Linked DNA regions of Mus musculus: region 2 is linked to region 1. Evidence: chromatin loops called from intact Hi-C (ENCODE). Cell type or tissue: gastrocnemius. All regions are shown on one strand.

Region 1 (8,000 bases):
TCAGCTCCTCATCACCTTATTTTGAGACAAGGTCTCTCTATGAGCCGGGAGCGCACCGATTTCGCTAGGCTGGTTAGCCAGCGAGCCCCGGGATCCTCCTATCTATCTCCAGCTCCTTAGCTGTGGGGTTTAAAACTACATCCTGCCATGCCTAGCTTTTTATGTGGTGCCAAGGATCCAAGCTCAGGTCTTTATGCTCATGCTGCAAACACTCGGTTGACTGAACCATGTTCCCTAGCCATGGGAATCGTCACTTCTGGTTGATGCTGGCTGAGCCCTCAGATGTCTTCTACCTCAGTTTCCTGTACTGTAAAAGGAAGATATCAGTTTCACCCTCTTGGGGCTGGTGTGTGAGCTAGAGCAATCGGGGAACATAACACTCAGATAAGTAGCTTCCTGAAGTGCTATTGTCCAGATGCTAACTGGTAGACAGACCAGCTTTCTCTTATGCACTAGATGGGTGCTTGGTGACCCTCATTCTTCCTGAGTAGGAGAGACTCAGACTTGCTGAAGATGACAGAACTTGGCTGGGTCTGAGGGTCTGAGGCTTGAACATCAACCACTTGGAGACCAACATGACACCCAGTACCCTGTACCTTTGGCCCCTGTGCATTTGTGTCCACTTTCATTTTTCTGAGGAGAAGCCTATACTTGCAGCAATGTCCAAAGACCCCCGGCTCTGGACAGCCCCCAAGTTCATGAAGCTAGGGATCTGTCTATTCTTGCTCTTTTCTGTGATAAGGCAAGATGGAGCATTGTGGGTAAATCTGGGACACAGCATCCATCCACTTCCCTTCCTGGATTTCTACCTCAGGTTTGGTAGCCTTGGACAAGGTGGTTATTTATTTTTTTTTTCTGGGCCTCAACTTCCTGACTTTGAAATGAGATAATACATGCTGTAAGTCCAGAGCCTACAAGTCAGGTCCGTGGAGAACATCCAATAAGCATTACCTACAGATTGAAATCATTAATTTAGGCAAGATTGCTTAGTAGAGCAGTAACTTGAATTTTCTGGGTTGGTTGTAAAGAATCAGTACAAACAAAGCCCAGTTCACAATAAATTTATGCTATACTGAAAGTTCTTTAAATGGGAGGGGCAGCTAAGGAGAAAGCTCAGTTAGTAAGTGCTTACCACACAAGCACGAGGACCTAGGTTCAATCCCCAGAACCCACATTTGAGAAAAGCCAGGTATGGTGGCACACTCTTGTAATTCCTGCACGAAGAAGGCAGAGACAGATCCCTGGAGCTCACCAGTCAGCAAGCTTTGCCTAATTAGTGAGCCTCAAGCCAATCAGAAATTGTTTCAAAAACAAAAAACAAAAAGACGAAGTGTGTGGCTCCTGTGGAACAACATATGATGTTGACCTCTGACCTACACACACACACACACACACACACACACACACACACACACACACACACACAAGACCTGAGTATGCACATATATACTCATATGTTCTGACTACTGGTTCGGTCAATCTGACAGGAGCTAGAGTCATTTGGGGAGAAAGTGCCCTCAGAGATTGGTCTGTACACAAGTCTGTGGGGGCATGCATGTTTTGATTAATTAAGGAGGGTCCACAGCGCACTATGGGCAGTGCCAACCCTGGACGGGTAGTCCTGAAAGGTGTAAGACAGAAAGTTGAGCAGGCCAGTAAACACCAGGCTTCCATGGTTTCTACTTCACGTCTTGCCTTGAGTTCCTGCTCTGATTTCCCTGAGTGATGGAGTAAGACCTGAAAGTTCTAAGCTGAAACAAACCCTTTCCTTCCGAAGTTGCTTTTGGCTGTCGTGTTTTATTACAGCAATAGAAACTCTAACTAGGACAGATATCCATCTCCACATGCCCAAAAGGAAAAGGAAAAAAAAGGAGAGAAGAAGAGGTGGAGGAGGAGAAGGAGGAGGAGGAAGAAGAGGAAGAGTGGTGGAGGAGGAGAATGTGAAAGAGGAGAAGGAGGAGGGAAAGGAGGAGGGAGAGGAGGAGAAAGAGGAAGAATGGTGGAGGAGGAGATTGGAGTTCAGGTAGAGGCCCGAGCTTGAGAAATCAAGTGTCAGCCCCAGACTGGAGCTGGTGGTTGTCTTACTACTGGGATTCGGACGTGCGGCCACCTCTGCCACTCCCAGGGTTAGTTTCTTTAGCATATTAAGAGAAAAATGCAACCTTCTGAGAAATTAATATGTCTTAGTGTTCAGATGCTACAGGACAATTAGCTGCTAGTGTGGCTGCCCCAAATGCCAGTGTGCCCAGGCTGCAAATGAGGGTCCAGAAATGGCATCCAAACTCAAAGGTTAACCCCCTATCAAGGAGGAGCCTTGTGTGGCACCCACGGCGATGAGCGCCCAGAGGGCCAGAGCTTGGGCCTAGGTTCCTCAACAGAACTAGAAAAGTCATGAGCCATGGAGGCCCCAACATCTGTTTCCAAACTCTGAACACAGAATAAACACCCAGTTCCATCAAACCACTGAGCCGGCATGAGAATATCACAGAATAAAGCATTTTGCTACTCCAAAAGGCAGGAAACCATATCAAGGTGGAGAGCGAGGGGCGCCCTCCTATGATGTGGTTAGAGTTTTCAAAGCCATATTTCCCAGTCATTCTCGGGGCCCTTTAATGTTGGGGCCAAGAGCTGGATCTTATTTCTTGTGGGCAACCAGGTTGTAGTGGCAGGAGTGGTGCGCTGGGTGGTGGCCCCATCCCCCCACCTGCTTCTGTCTGCTATGAACATGCTATAGTGCCAGGGCAGTGGGGCAGGAGAGGAAGGTGGCCATGCACTGCCATGGATGTCACTGACACTTGAGGACAGGGCGGGGAGGGTTACCCAGGGCACATCCTCTTCAGCCTGCTATTAGTACTCATTGCAGACCGATGAGCTCATGCAGGGGAAAACAGAAATGTTTTTGAAAAAGCCAGTTTGGCAGCTTGAACAGTGCGGCTGGTTTTCAGTGCAGGAAGAAACCAGAGGCTCTCTGGAGCTTTTACCCTGGGAGGAAGCCACTCTCACTTAGATTCATCCTTGCGAATAAAAGGCCTAGCACCAGGAGAAGGAGACAGAGCTCAAGGTATCTGCAGACCTCTCTCAAGGAGAGCTCCCCTAGCCCCCAGGAGTCCACAAGCTCAGGACCAAAGCAACTCAAGGGTCCTGGCTGATTGTGTTCTTTAAAAGGATGGTTACTCTCCTGATTTTCAACATCAGAAAACCAAAACCAACCAACCAAGCAAACAAGCAAACAAACAAAAAACAAAACCAAAAATCCTTTCCTAATTTTTTTTGAATCAAAGACCAAAAAGGTGATGTCCCTACCTACAAACTGGGCCTCAAGGTTTGAAACAAAATTTTAACCAGGAAATTGAACTGTACATCAGCTAGAGTGAAGGTCGTGATGGTTTCAAGACTCCCCGTGGGGCTGGTGATATACCTTCCAGTGCAGGTGCTTGCCACTGAGACCTGAGAACCTGAGTTGGAACCCTGGGATGGATATGGTAAAATAAGAGAAGCTACTCCTGAAAGTTGTCCTCTGACCTCTACGCAGACACTGTGGCAAGTGCACACCCACACGGTGCACCCCGCACCACACACGCAAAGAATACTGACTAAAACATTTAAAAACAAAAGACTTCCTGTGACCCAGTAATGTCTTCTGGTCATCTGCCTCAGGACCAAAGGAGGGCTGAATCTTATTAACCCACAGACTTCCAGCTTCTCAATGCCTTCCCAGCCCTGCAGCCTTTGTGTACACCCATGGGTAGGCTGTATTGCTCTCTTGTTCCTATTTCCTAGCAGAGAGGCTAAGATCTCTAAAAGACACTGGCCAGCAGGGTGGCAGGGCAGCTTGGGTCAGAGCCTGGGTCTCATGTAGCATCAGTATGATAGCTATTCTTTCTAATAGCTATCTCCTCTTTGGCACTTACTGTATGCTGGGAACTCTGATGACTTTAAATGGCTCTTTTTCAAACAGCACTTGGATATCATTATCTGTGACATTTGACTGAAGAAACACATCTCAGGCCGTTAAGAAACTAGCGTGTAATTAGTAAGTGGCAAAGGTGGAATTTGAGCCTAGGCCCTTCATGCTGTGCATCTTCTATAACCAAATCTCATGCCCACCACCATTCTGCATGTGTTCACCGCTGTTCTGTTCTGGGACAATACAGAGATGCATTCGGATAGTGCAAGGACTTTGATTTTTCTGGAAACAATGTCATTTGTGCCCTCATGTCTTCTCAGCACCTATACTTTGATGACTGAAATCTGCAGGTAGCACCTAACCCTTAAATTCACATTGCATTTTTTTCCCTATACTGAATTTCCACAGAAAGGCTTAGCTTGCAAATCACCATGAGAGATGAGAAGAAGTAGCTAATAAATTATAAATTATAACAGTTCACTGTGATGCAAGGCCAATTGTTTATTTCTAGGATTTTCCATGTAGTATTTTTGAGCTGAGGTGATTCTAAATGACTGAAACCCCAGGTAAGGGGAGACTAACAGAACTCTGATAAGGTTAGAATTATGTTTGCAAGGAAGTTAACGTGAAGCAGAAAACAGCTACTACATAAATGTCCAGGTAAGGTCAGGTGAGCCCAGCCTCTGGTGACTGGTTGTGAATGTCTCTAGTTTGAAAACCACAGAGGCAAATCCTTTCCTTTACACAGCTAGACCAAGAGGCTGATCTGCAGTGGAGGACGCCTGACTTCAATATGATAAGGAGGAAGTCTTGAGGCAGGGACACCTGCTACCCACACCCAAAGACCAAACAGACCCATAGCCCCACAAAACAAACACCTCAAGTGTTTCCAGCTGCATCCCATGGGGACAGATCCCTCAGTGACAAGGGCAGCGAGGACAGTTTTCCCCATACACTTGCCCAGTGCCTGTACTTACAGCCAGGATCGCTCGGTCCCTTTCTACAAGGTCAGCCAGCTGATGCAGCAACTGGCCTCTGCTCAGTGCATCCAGCCGGCGCCACGGGGATCCCCGCTGGAAGGCAGCTTGAGCGGCCTCCACAGCCTTGTCCACATCGGGCTGCAAGGCAAAACAGAGAGAATGTGTCACTTTTCGTGCAACCGCAGTCTGAGGGCACACAACACAACAGCATCTTGCTGTGGAGCCCAGAAAAGAGGGGGCAGCCCAGAGCTTCAAAGCAACACGTTTTTTTAAATTCCCTGGATGACTTGGGGGCTTTCAAGTGATTTTTTTTTCTTTATATGGTAAGTTGGTTTTAGCTTTTCTGTATAGGCTAAGTATTGATGTTTTATACAGTCGTTCACCTCAAATGTTTTTCTTGATGATTCAAGTCTAAAAGATTTCCCAGGCCAGAGAGATGATGGCTCAGCCAGCGAAGTGCTTGCTGTGAACGCTAGGTGATCCAAATTCAGTCCCCAGAATCCATAATGGAAAGAGAGGGACGATTCCCAAAAGTTGCCCTATGACCTCCTGGTGAACACAGAGAGTGTCGCCAGTCACGGACATGCTGTATACATGCTAATAAGTAAAATAAAACTTAAAACTTTAAGAAAGATTCTCCATGTGTCAGCACACAGAGACCAGCATGTCCCTACCTACACTAAGTGTTGCACTTAAGGAAGGGTAACAGCCACAGGGCTTTGTGGTATATTTTTAAAGCTCAGACTTGAACTGGAGCCTAGCATGTGCTGGACAAGCCTCCTGCAACTGAGCCTTGCCTCTGCCCTTTATCTTTTAAAAGGACAGAGTGTAAGCTATGCAGGAGAATCACCTCTCCTCCTTTCAGGGGAATGGGCTCTAAGGAGCTGGTTGCTGATAGACAGACAGACAGGCTTGGTGCAGTGTCTCCCTGGGGTGATGTGGCAGGTAACTGATGCTGCACTCCAGTCAAGGAGAGGCCTCTGCCAAGACCATCTCCAATGCTGGACAGCGTGGTTCTTGTTCTGGCTCCTGAGTGGAGGCCAGGGCAGCCTCTGTCTCTGGGTGCACAGAGCCAAGCACTCCTTCAGGTGATGGGAAGAGCCAGCACTTGCCAGAGAATTTCTGCTTCCTCCTGGGATTTATGGGCCGCCTGCCCCCTTTGCCAGGCCCGCCCAGCTCTTCCCCAGTTCCCCCTCATTTCGTTGCTTTTCAGTCTAAGGAACCACAGGGAGCAGGATCTATGCGGTCTGTGCAGTCTATGCAGTCTGAGCCACTGTGTCCTGTGCACATAGAAAAAAATGGCACTTGTGGAAGGAAACTCCAGTCTTCTTCACCTCTATTCTACCCGCTTGGCCTCACCAATGCACATTTTATCTGGCAGAAATCTGGCAGGGTAGTGGTGATGCACACTTTTAGTCCCAGGGCTCAGGAGGCAGAAGCAGGCAGATCTCTGTGAGTTCAAGGTCAGCCTGGTCTACAAAGCGAGTTCTAGGACAGCCAGGGCTACCCAGAGAAATACTGTTTCAAATGAAAAACAACAAACATCTGTCCAGCAGTGGTGACGGTATACACCTGTAACCTCAGCACTTGACGTGGGAGGTGGAGGCAGGAAGATCAAGTGTTCAAGGCCAGCCTGGGTTAAATATCGAGAACCATCTCAAGCAACAAGGAGCTGAGTGTTTACCCCACATGCAAAAGGCCCCAGGGTTGACCTGTAACACCAAAGAAAAAACAAATATGTCCCATATCTGTAGTCCTAGGAAGATCCCAGAGCCGAGGAGTTTTCCACTAGTCTGGGAAATAAAGCAAGATGCCATCTCAGAATTGGAGTTGGGGGAGGGGAGGAATGGAGGAAGGGAAGAGAAAGGGTGAGGGGAGGGGATGGGAACAGAAGGGAGGAAAGAGGAAGGAAGAGAGGAAGAGGAGCAGGAAGGAAAAGGAGAGAGAGGAAGGAGGAAGAAATGAAGGGAGAAAGGAAGGAAGAAAGGAAGGGAGGGAGGGAGCAAGGGAAGGAGGGAGGGAGGGAGGAAGGAAGGAAGGAAGGAAGGAAGGAAGGAAGGAAGGAAGAGAAGAAAAAGAGAGGGAGGAAGGGAGGGGTGAAGAGAGGACAGGAGGAAAGGAGAAAGAAGGGAAGGAAGAGAGGAAAGGAGGAAGGGAGAAAGAGGGAGGAAGGAAGAGAGGGAGGAAGGGATGAAGAGATGAAGGGAGGGAGAAAAGAGGGAGGGAGGAGGAAGGAAGAGAGGAAGAGGAGAAGGAAGGAAAAGGAGAGAGAAGAAGGGAGGAAGAAATGAAGGAATGGAGGAATGAAGGGAGGAATGAAAGTAAGAAGGAAAAGAGGAAGAGAGGGAGGAAGGGATGAAGAGATGAAGGGAGGGAGGGAAGAAAGGAGAAAGGAAAGAGGGAAGCAGGCAGACAGTCCACCCAGCACTTCAGTGGTTAAGCAGAGAGCCACATTTTCCTTCCCTCTGTAGGAGGCTGCTATCGTGGGGGGGGGGGCTTCTATTTAAGATACCTTTGATGGCTTTGACATGCACAAAGGGTGCATGTAGAAGTTCCTTCATGCCCATGTGATAAAGGAGATCTTACACTAGGCAAAAGGTCTATGCAGACTACAGCCTCACCGGACCATGTGAGTTTCCACTAGCCCAGAAACTGAGCAGTCACGTGACATTATCACTACTCCCGGGATCATTTGGGAGCGTCCTCCCCACCCTTCAGCCCCCACCCCCTTTTAAGTGTCTCCTGCCAGAACGCTACTTTTGGTGAAGCACACCAGCAGGAAATGCCTTCTGGAAAGATTCTTTAATGCTTACAGGTTGAAATAATTGATAAAAACCTTCCCTTTAGCTGTGTGATGAAGACAGCTGAGGTCATCCTCAGAGATGGAGAAACATCCATCAAAGACTCGACTCTTTGTAGAGGACCATCTGTAACTGATCCCATGCTAGGCTGTGACTGCGCTGCACATACCGACCGGCTGCTGTGGTTGCCCTGGCCCTACCTGGAGGTGGGCCCACGTGTCTCACAGCCAAGCCATACAGCTTCCCCGTGCTCCATTACTCTCTAATTGAATTACCTAGAAAAGGGGGAGGGGAGAGGACTCACCTTATCTC
Region 2 (8,000 bases), 240 kb after region 1:
CTCAAATGTCAAGGCATCTATAGGTACCAACCCTGACAGTAGGGATTTATAAACACCTCAAGAAGGTATGGAAGAAGAGCCTTTCAGGTTAGTGAGAAGAGAGGGATTTATTTAAAAGGATGGTCTCTGTGTCAAAGAACCTAAGATGTGGTGTTATCTAAATGACCACAGTGTTCATTTTTAATATGTTAACAGTAGAAACTCCTGTAAGGCTCTAAAGTAGATGATCTGGCAAAAGTTTCCAATTCACTAGGGAAAAAAAAAATGTAAAGACCCTTAGTTAAAACGAGTCACATGAATTCTCCACATAGAGAGTATACTTATAATAGGTCATCCCATAAAATAACAACAGAAGCACTAGGAATGAGCATAGTAGGTCAGGACGGTTGTCATCTAGGCTGTGTGTGTGGTGAAGCCACGGCATACTACTCTGGGCTGAATTTAGCTCAGAAAGCCACAGCCTGTTTGACGTCCTTAAATTTTAAAACACTGAGAGGCCATGCCTTTTGTTAGCCTGCATTTTTAAAAGGTGTGTGTGTGTGTGTGCATGTGTATGTATGACGTGAGGTGTGTGTGTGTCTGTGTTGGTGGTGCCAGGGATTGAACCCAGGGCCCCTTGCACACTAAGCACTTACTCTACTACAGAGCTTCAAAACCAAGTCTCCCCTGGCCCCCAGGCCTCAAAGGGTTTTTTCTCTTTTTTTCTTCATTTTTACTTTTAGTCTCAAGTCTTATTTCTGTAAACATAGTACTTTGTGTGTGTGTTTTAATAACATAGTACTTGACTACTACTGAAATCTAAACAAAAAAATATTTCTGGTTACTTCGATATTTATAAAACAATATTTTTAAACATCTGTGATTAATGTTCCAGCAAGCAACTATCCTAAGCACTTGACAGAGTAAGTCTCCTGTGAAACAGTTTACACAACTCAATTCCCAGCCTCTTCAGCTTTCCCTTTCAGCATTATGAGCTATTTAATTCCTTAAAACACACAAATCCAAATCCCCCGGGCCTGCCTTTTACACAGCACTGAAGGTGTGCTGACAGTGACTCTAGGTTTTGCACGATGCTTCTGAGACACAGGCAACTGCCCCAGTCAATGTCTCAGTGAACCCGCGGACGTCCAGACCAGCCGTGGAGCAGGCCACTGGAAGAAGGCCACGCCAGCAAGGTGATGGGTGGTTCATTTACTCGGGGACCTGGCATGTCTGACATGTTCTGTGCATGACTAGTCTCTGAAAACTGCCTTCAGGATCCAACATACTAAAATTCCCAACTGATAGGATCACTAATCCTGAGTCAGCAAAGCCACAATTTTATAAATGTCAGTCAGGAAGGAGGGGTCTCTCCAGAGCCAAAGCCATACGCAGGCAAGTGTGAGGCAAGCTTTCAACTTACCCAGATTTTTTAATCAAAAATACATTAACGATTCTTCAAATTCTCAAACACCAGGCTGAGAGGATACCTTTAAAACCCCTGAATGTAGGGCTGGCATGTGGCATAGTGATGGTAACCGTGGACCAATTACTGAGTATGCCCACTGCCCTGGCGTTGATCTTTAGCACTGAAAATGTGGAAATTCCACAGTGCTCAGTCGCCTTGCTTAGCTGGCGGATGGATGCCTCTGTACCTTTACAGTGGGAAACTCTCAGAGAACTTTTGCTTCTGCTGATTATACTGCTCTATAGTTACCATACTCAGAAAACTACACATTTCAGAAACATTTTGACTTGCTTAAAAATAACAATGATCAGTTTATCAGCTGACGTAATTTTTATGAAAACAAATAAAAACCAGAGTCACTTTCAGAACAAGGTGGCTGCAAAGAGAGGGCTGTTGCTCCTTTCCTGCAAATGTCTGCCTTCCATCTGCTCTGAACTTCCGAGTGCTAGCCTGGCACACTGTGCTAGCCTGATGCAGTGTGCTAGCCTGGTGCACTGTGCCGGCCTGGCACACTGTGCTAGCCTGATGCAGTGTGCTAGCCCCGAGGCTAGCTTCACTCAAATATGTTGCTAGGAAAGCAAGGAGTACTTAGAACAGCCTTTTCCAGCTAACCTTGGATCCTCTATGAACCTGTCGTAAAATGAGACAAGGAGCTTTTTTCTTTTTCAATTTGATGTGTGTGTGTGTGTGTGTGTGTGTGTGTGTGTGTGTGTGTGTGTGTTGCATACATATGAAGTGCATGTGTGTGCAGAGGCCAGTAGTAAATACTGTCTTCCTCAACTGCTCCTTCACCTTATTTTTTGAGGCAGGGTCTCTCACTAAAGCTGGAGGTCAGCGACTGGCTGGGAGCTGGCCCGGAAGCCCCAGGGATCCTCCTGTCTTCACTCGCCTGCTGCTGGGGTTACAAAAGCATGCTACCATGGCCAGCATGTTATCTGGGTGCTGCTTATCCAAACTGATGTCTCCATGCTTGCTTGGCAAACACTACCAGCTCAGCCGTCTCCCCAGTCCCAACGGTGGCACAGAATCTGAAATACATTGATGAACTTTCTGTACGTTTAGATTATAGTCCATTGGTGTATCTTAAACTTCTAGTGGATCTTTTACCCATGCACACAGTAACATAAACTTGTCATCAGGAACACATGGCACACTAGGTTATGCATGCCTTCAAATTGTTAGCCAATTTCAACATATGATAGCAAAAGAAATCACTTTTCTTAATATTTCCAGTGATCTCAGAAAACCATTACATAGAAGGACTCTCACAATTGTAAATACAAGTTTTTGAAACCCCTCTTTTCAAAGCTCAAGTCTGACTGGTCATCAATACTGTGGTCATTTTCCTTGATGTGACAAGTGAACTTTGCTCGTTTCTAAGAAAATGCCTGCTAAGTGCCCATGATTAAATGGTACAGTTTGGCTGTCAGTCAATCTTTCAAGGAGAAATGGTTCTCCATGAAAAAGCTGCTGGTCCAGCTCAGACAGACCTGCCACTTCCCCACTTGGCCGTCTTCACCCACAGAGCGCTGACAAGGTCTGTGCACAAAGGGACAAGACTCGACTCAGTTACGGTTACGCTTTGTCCAACGCATTTGTAAATGGGCTGCAGTACCCATGACTGAGGCTGCCTGGCAGCGAGGAAAACAGTGATTACCAGTGCCACACCAGCCAGACTGTCACTCTAACCTGGAAGCACAAAGGTCACCTAGTGAAAACTGTGGCTATGCACAGCGTCTGGACCTTACACCCCCTGAAGCCTCCTAGAAGCCCATTCTCTGGAAAATACAACAAACAAATCCCAGGGCTCTATGGTGTGTGCTCTCTCTCTCCCCCTACCCCGTTCTCTCCTTCCTTCTGTCCTTCCCTTCCTCTCTAGTACTAGAAAACCACTGCCTTTAAAAGTAGCTGTTGGCAAGAATTTGGTTCAGCTCCCTCAGTTTTTCAAGGAGGGCACCAAGCTCTGAGGGGTGAGTCTGGGGGCTGAAGAGCTTGCTTGAAGTTACTAGGCACGCTGTTTGTGGTACTCTGCAGCACCCCATTCTGCGGGTTTGATGGCATCTCTGATAACGGGCACCGCTGAGAACCTGTGATGATGTAGAGACAGGAACCAGCTGATCCCAGTGTGCAAAGCACTCACCAGCTCAAAGAACCAAAGCAAGGATGCTTTCACACTTAAAAAAAAAAAAAAAAAAAGGCAACACCAGATGGACAATCCATTCTAACTCTCACAGAGCTTGGACGTCATCACTCCCAAGTGCAAAAGGAAGAAAAATTGCTCAACTTTAAAAACTAAGACTGATCTTGGAGCAAGCAAAAAGACTGAAGCTGCAGGCAGCGCACCTTCTTTGAAAGCTCTGGAGATTATGATTATTAGGCCAGCGTGCCATGACTGAGGCATGCTCATGAGGCATGCTCACCTGAGCAAAAGCCACGGGGCCCAGACACAGAAACACTGGAGGCTGCGGATGGACAGGAAATCAGGAGCCAGTCAAAGGAAGTTCTGCCAGGTCCTCAAAGTGAGGCCGATGAAGCCCCTGATGGCTATGACAGAGGCAGGTGTGTGCAACCAGCACCCCAAACCTCTCTAGAAGTTAAGGCTGCTCTCCAAAGGCAGAGACTCTCACAGAGAATGGACATCTCAGGTTCAGCCCTCTCAGCCTTCCTAGCTCACCTTACAGAACTGGAGGGAAAGCTACCTGAGGGAGAAAGCACGGATGGCCATTCCAGCCTGGGACACAGGCCCACTTACAAGGCTGGAAGTCAATTAGAAGATCATGGGGTTGTGGGGCCCCATCACACCTATAACTATACTAACTGCCCTTCAATGTAGTAGTGGTGGGTTAGACCTGAAAAAGAGTCAAGGGGATGAGGGGGAGGCTGAAGGAGGGGGAGAAACACAGACACAGGAGAACTTGGCCCAGGCAGCCATCTGCAGTCACATAAAACACAGCCCCATGCCAGAAGACGAGGAAGCCTTCCATGCAGGCTGTTAGAGGCAAGGGTATGGTGGCTCAAACCTATAATCCCAGCACCAGGGAAGCACAGGCAGAGAGACTGGCTGCAAGTCTGATGAGAGCCAAGGCCATCTCAAAAGGATCAAAATAGAAGAAAAAAAAAAAAGGGTGCGTGTGTGTGTGTGTGTGTGTGTGTGTGTATGTGTGTGTTATTTATCTGAGTTCTTGCTGCTCTTCACATTATGCCTAGCTTCAGCTTAAAAAAAAAGAAAACAAAAAACAAAAAACAAAAAAAAACCATACCATGCTAGGTAATATAAAAAGAAAGACAGCCAAAGAGATAAAGCTAGTATCAGAAACAGGCTTAGGTGTGACACAGATGTTGCAATTACTATAAGCCAGAGAACCTAGAGTAACCACGGCTATTCATTTAAACCTATGGAAAACATTAGAGTGAGGGATGCCCCGACTAATGCCCTAATAAGGCAGCGGTAGGAAGGGTCCCACAGATCGTGCACATATGGAGGACTCTGGCCAAATGAGGACTAGAGAAACAGACAACCAAGAAGAGCCCGGACTCTACCTGCCTGAACCCAACTTTGACTCTGTCTTCTGAGCAAGCTCCTCTCCTGCCTAAGGGAAAATATTTACATGGAAAGAACTCCGAGGTCCAAGGCTCCTCCAGAATGCAACCTCACCAACCACACGCAGAGGCAGGAAGGACCCTCTCAGGCGCCGTGCTCTAGCTCATTTCCGCACCATAAACACAGGCAACTGCAGCTCACCGACTCTGTTTATTGTGTATTTTGGAGACAGGGTCTTGTGATTGTAGCCTATTCCTATACAGCCTGCCTGGCCTTCAACCCTACATCCTCTTGTCTCAGCCTCCTGAGGTGTGTCCCGCCACACTCAGCTAACAGCCCTTTCCAGTCCTTCCGTCCCGTTCCCTGCAGAAGTGACTGGGCAGACAGAGGCTGCTCTACCCAGTCATCCCGTCTATAATCCAAGCTTGAGCATTGCTAGATGTGCTATTGTCCCAAACTACAGTGTCTCTGTGAATACAATTCCAGGCATGAATTCATACAAATCTCATCTTCTTAACATCCAAGTTCTTGTTAGTTACCACCCAAGGTTATGCCGTGTCATAAAATTTCTCTGTCCTTTGGGAAGATTTTCTATTCTGGGGGTCAGCTTAGCAGCTCTGCTCTTACAGAAGACCTGGGTTCAGTTCCCAGTATCCTCATGGCAGATATCAACTCCTAGAACTCTAGTTCCACAGGACCCAGTGCCTGCTGGCTGTCCTGGATACTATATACACACGGGACACGGGGATATGGGCAGGCAGAACACCAGAACGCACGGAGTGAAAATAAATACCTTCTAAAATATTGCCCACGTTCTAATAACTCTCTAGTCTGAACTTATTGATCAACCACATAACTGTGTACCGTGGTGAAGGGGGGTGCTGACAACAGAAATCTCAGCTAAATTATCACCAGGTCCTCTGGTAGGGTCCACCTTTAGTTAGCCATGTCCTTGGGTTACGCTACGCTTGAATATTTTCACAGAGTTACACACCTGTACTCTTTCAACAATATTTCTTCTGCTTCTCCCCCTTCTTGTATAAATAAGTTCCTCTTTTGGTTTAGGAAAGCATTTCCATAATTTGCTTTCCCCCTCAGCTGTTATGCAACCCCAAAGGCCCAAACACCCCAGACCCTCGAGGCTCCACAATTATGTCCTCGTGGGCACATGGACAAGCGGCTCCACTCTCCCTTGCTCTAGCCGGGCCTAGGGGAAGGGCCGTTCATCTCAGGCCTGCAGCTGTGTGTCCTCACTGCCATGCCACCTGGTCCCTCCACACAGCTCCATGTCCTCCAGGTCTACTGTCCTCTCTGTTTACTTGCTCCACTTCCTGGCTTTTTAAAAACTCAAAACTAAAACTGGCCTCTTATAAATCATAATCAGAAGCCAGCCTTCCTTCTGTAATCAAGATCACGTGGGGAAAGGCATCGAGGCATGGAACAGCACAGCCGGGTTAATCTAAGGCGCTTATAGACGTCAGCCTCCTGGGTCACACGTTACCCTGTGCTACATCACTTAGGTGGTAGGGAAGCCGACAAGAGAAGGTAACAAAGCCCATGCAAACTAACAGCTGCACTCAGAGGACAGCATGGCCATCGGCTGCTGCCGAGTGAGATGAAGTGTCTCTCAGAAGCTGAGCAGACGCTGATGGAAGCCGTGTGGCCTAGGAACCTAGTGTTTTCACAGATCTTCCTTAGCCTCTATTCCTGGGGTGTCTAAATAATCCAGAGTGGCCTTCCTCTCATGTGGAACTTAGTAAGAAAGTACAAAACCGTCTCCATAGCTAAGCAATCTAAGATCCCACCCTCCTTTCTAGTTCTTCCATCTGAACCTGCACAGGCCCAGGCAGGCTATCACTCGGAGCAGGGGAACCACCCTATTCTAACTTTCAGCTCCATCCATTTTGAAAAGTGTCTGTCCTTGACACAAAACTTTACTGTCCCCTTTTATCAACGCAATGGGATTTTGGGTAAATGAGTACTACTTACCAAGCAGGACTTATAAGAATGGTTAGCTCCTAGTCAGCTCAGATTACAGAAATACCTCAAGCAATTCAGAAGGTTCGGATTAAGAGGAAAAGATGCAATAATAGTAGTAATTGTATTACATACTTGTGACGTCTTGTAAGAAATCCAAACACGGCCGACTACTTCCTGAAATACTTATGGAAACGGCCAGTGGAGTCTGACCTTCATAGTTCCTTGTGTTCGTGTCCGCTCCATAGTTATACAGCATCCGTGCGCAGAGCACGTCATCACGGAGGGCAGACAAGTGCAAAGGAGTCTGTCCGTCTTCTAGACGCCCTAAGTTTGTGTCTGCTCCTCTCTGAAGAAACATGCGGCAGTAAGAGTGATTGCTTTTGATCACAGCATAGCGCAGCAGGAATCCGTTCTGGATGTCGATGTTGGCGTTGTGGTCCAGAAGGATCTTCACACAGCTTGACCGCTCTCGGATGATGGCAAGCTGAAGTGGCGTTGTACCTTTATCACTGAGCGGGTCAACTTCAGCCTTGAACTCCAGGAGGAGCCGGACAAATGAGTCCCTACCGTAGTGGGCAGCCACATGGAGGGGAGTCCAGCCATCATTGCTTTTTGCATTAATAATGTCACTCCTGTACTCAGACTCTAACATCAGGCGTGCAATCCGGGCCCGGCCGTGCATGGCAGCGTAATGCAGAGCAGTGAAGCCTCCGATTAAATCCTTAACCGTGGGATCAGCTAGGGTTAAACCAGAATGAAAAGGTCAGTGGCTGCTGAGACAGAGCAAGTCTATCAGGGCAGAGTTATCAGGGACCAGCCGGTTATCCTGGACTGTGAAGGGTTCAATGCGATGGATGATGCTGAGGACTTGCCCAGGCTTAACACAGTATTAAGTGTCTCAGTGGAAAGCACATTCTAGTAGCAAGCTATCAAGCCCAAGTCAACGGGAGGAGGAGGGGGAAGAGCAACACTGTTTAAAGATAGGCCCTGCCAGCAGACCCGCAGCACCTCGCCCCTCCTGCTGGTCAACCT

Evidence for each region. Hi-C counts contacts between places; a loop is a spot of excess contacts. Peaks named below come from ENCODE experiments on the same cell type or tissue, not always from the same donor. Only the 100,000 strongest peaks of a DNase experiment are listed, where the experiment ranks them.
Region 2: a loop joins it to region 1, with 4 times the contacts of the local background. A loop is called at or near these places in 22 of 42 quality-filtered maps.

Annotation. Positions count from the first base shown.
Region 1 is chr7:66,414,219-66,422,218 of GRCm38, forward strand. It overlaps Aldh1a3 (aldehyde dehydrogenase family 1, subfamily A3), which reads right to left. Exons shown (of 13, transcript NM_053080.3): 2 at 7,993-8,000; 3 at 4,885-5,025. Among named protein-coding and RNA genes, the nearest start is that of Aldh1a3, 9.3 kb to the right of the region's middle. In gastrocnemius, no CTCF peak of the experiment used is centred here; no DNase peak of the experiment used is centred here; H3K27ac peaks cover 1,545 bases.
Region 2 is chr7:66,652,550-66,660,549 of GRCm38, forward strand. Asb7 (ankyrin repeat and SOCS box-containing 7) reads right to left here. Exons shown (of 6, transcript NM_080443.2): 5 at 7,101-7,706. Among named protein-coding and RNA genes, the nearest start is that of Asb7, 33 kb to the right of the region's middle. In gastrocnemius, no CTCF peak of the experiment used is centred here; no DNase peak of the experiment used is centred here.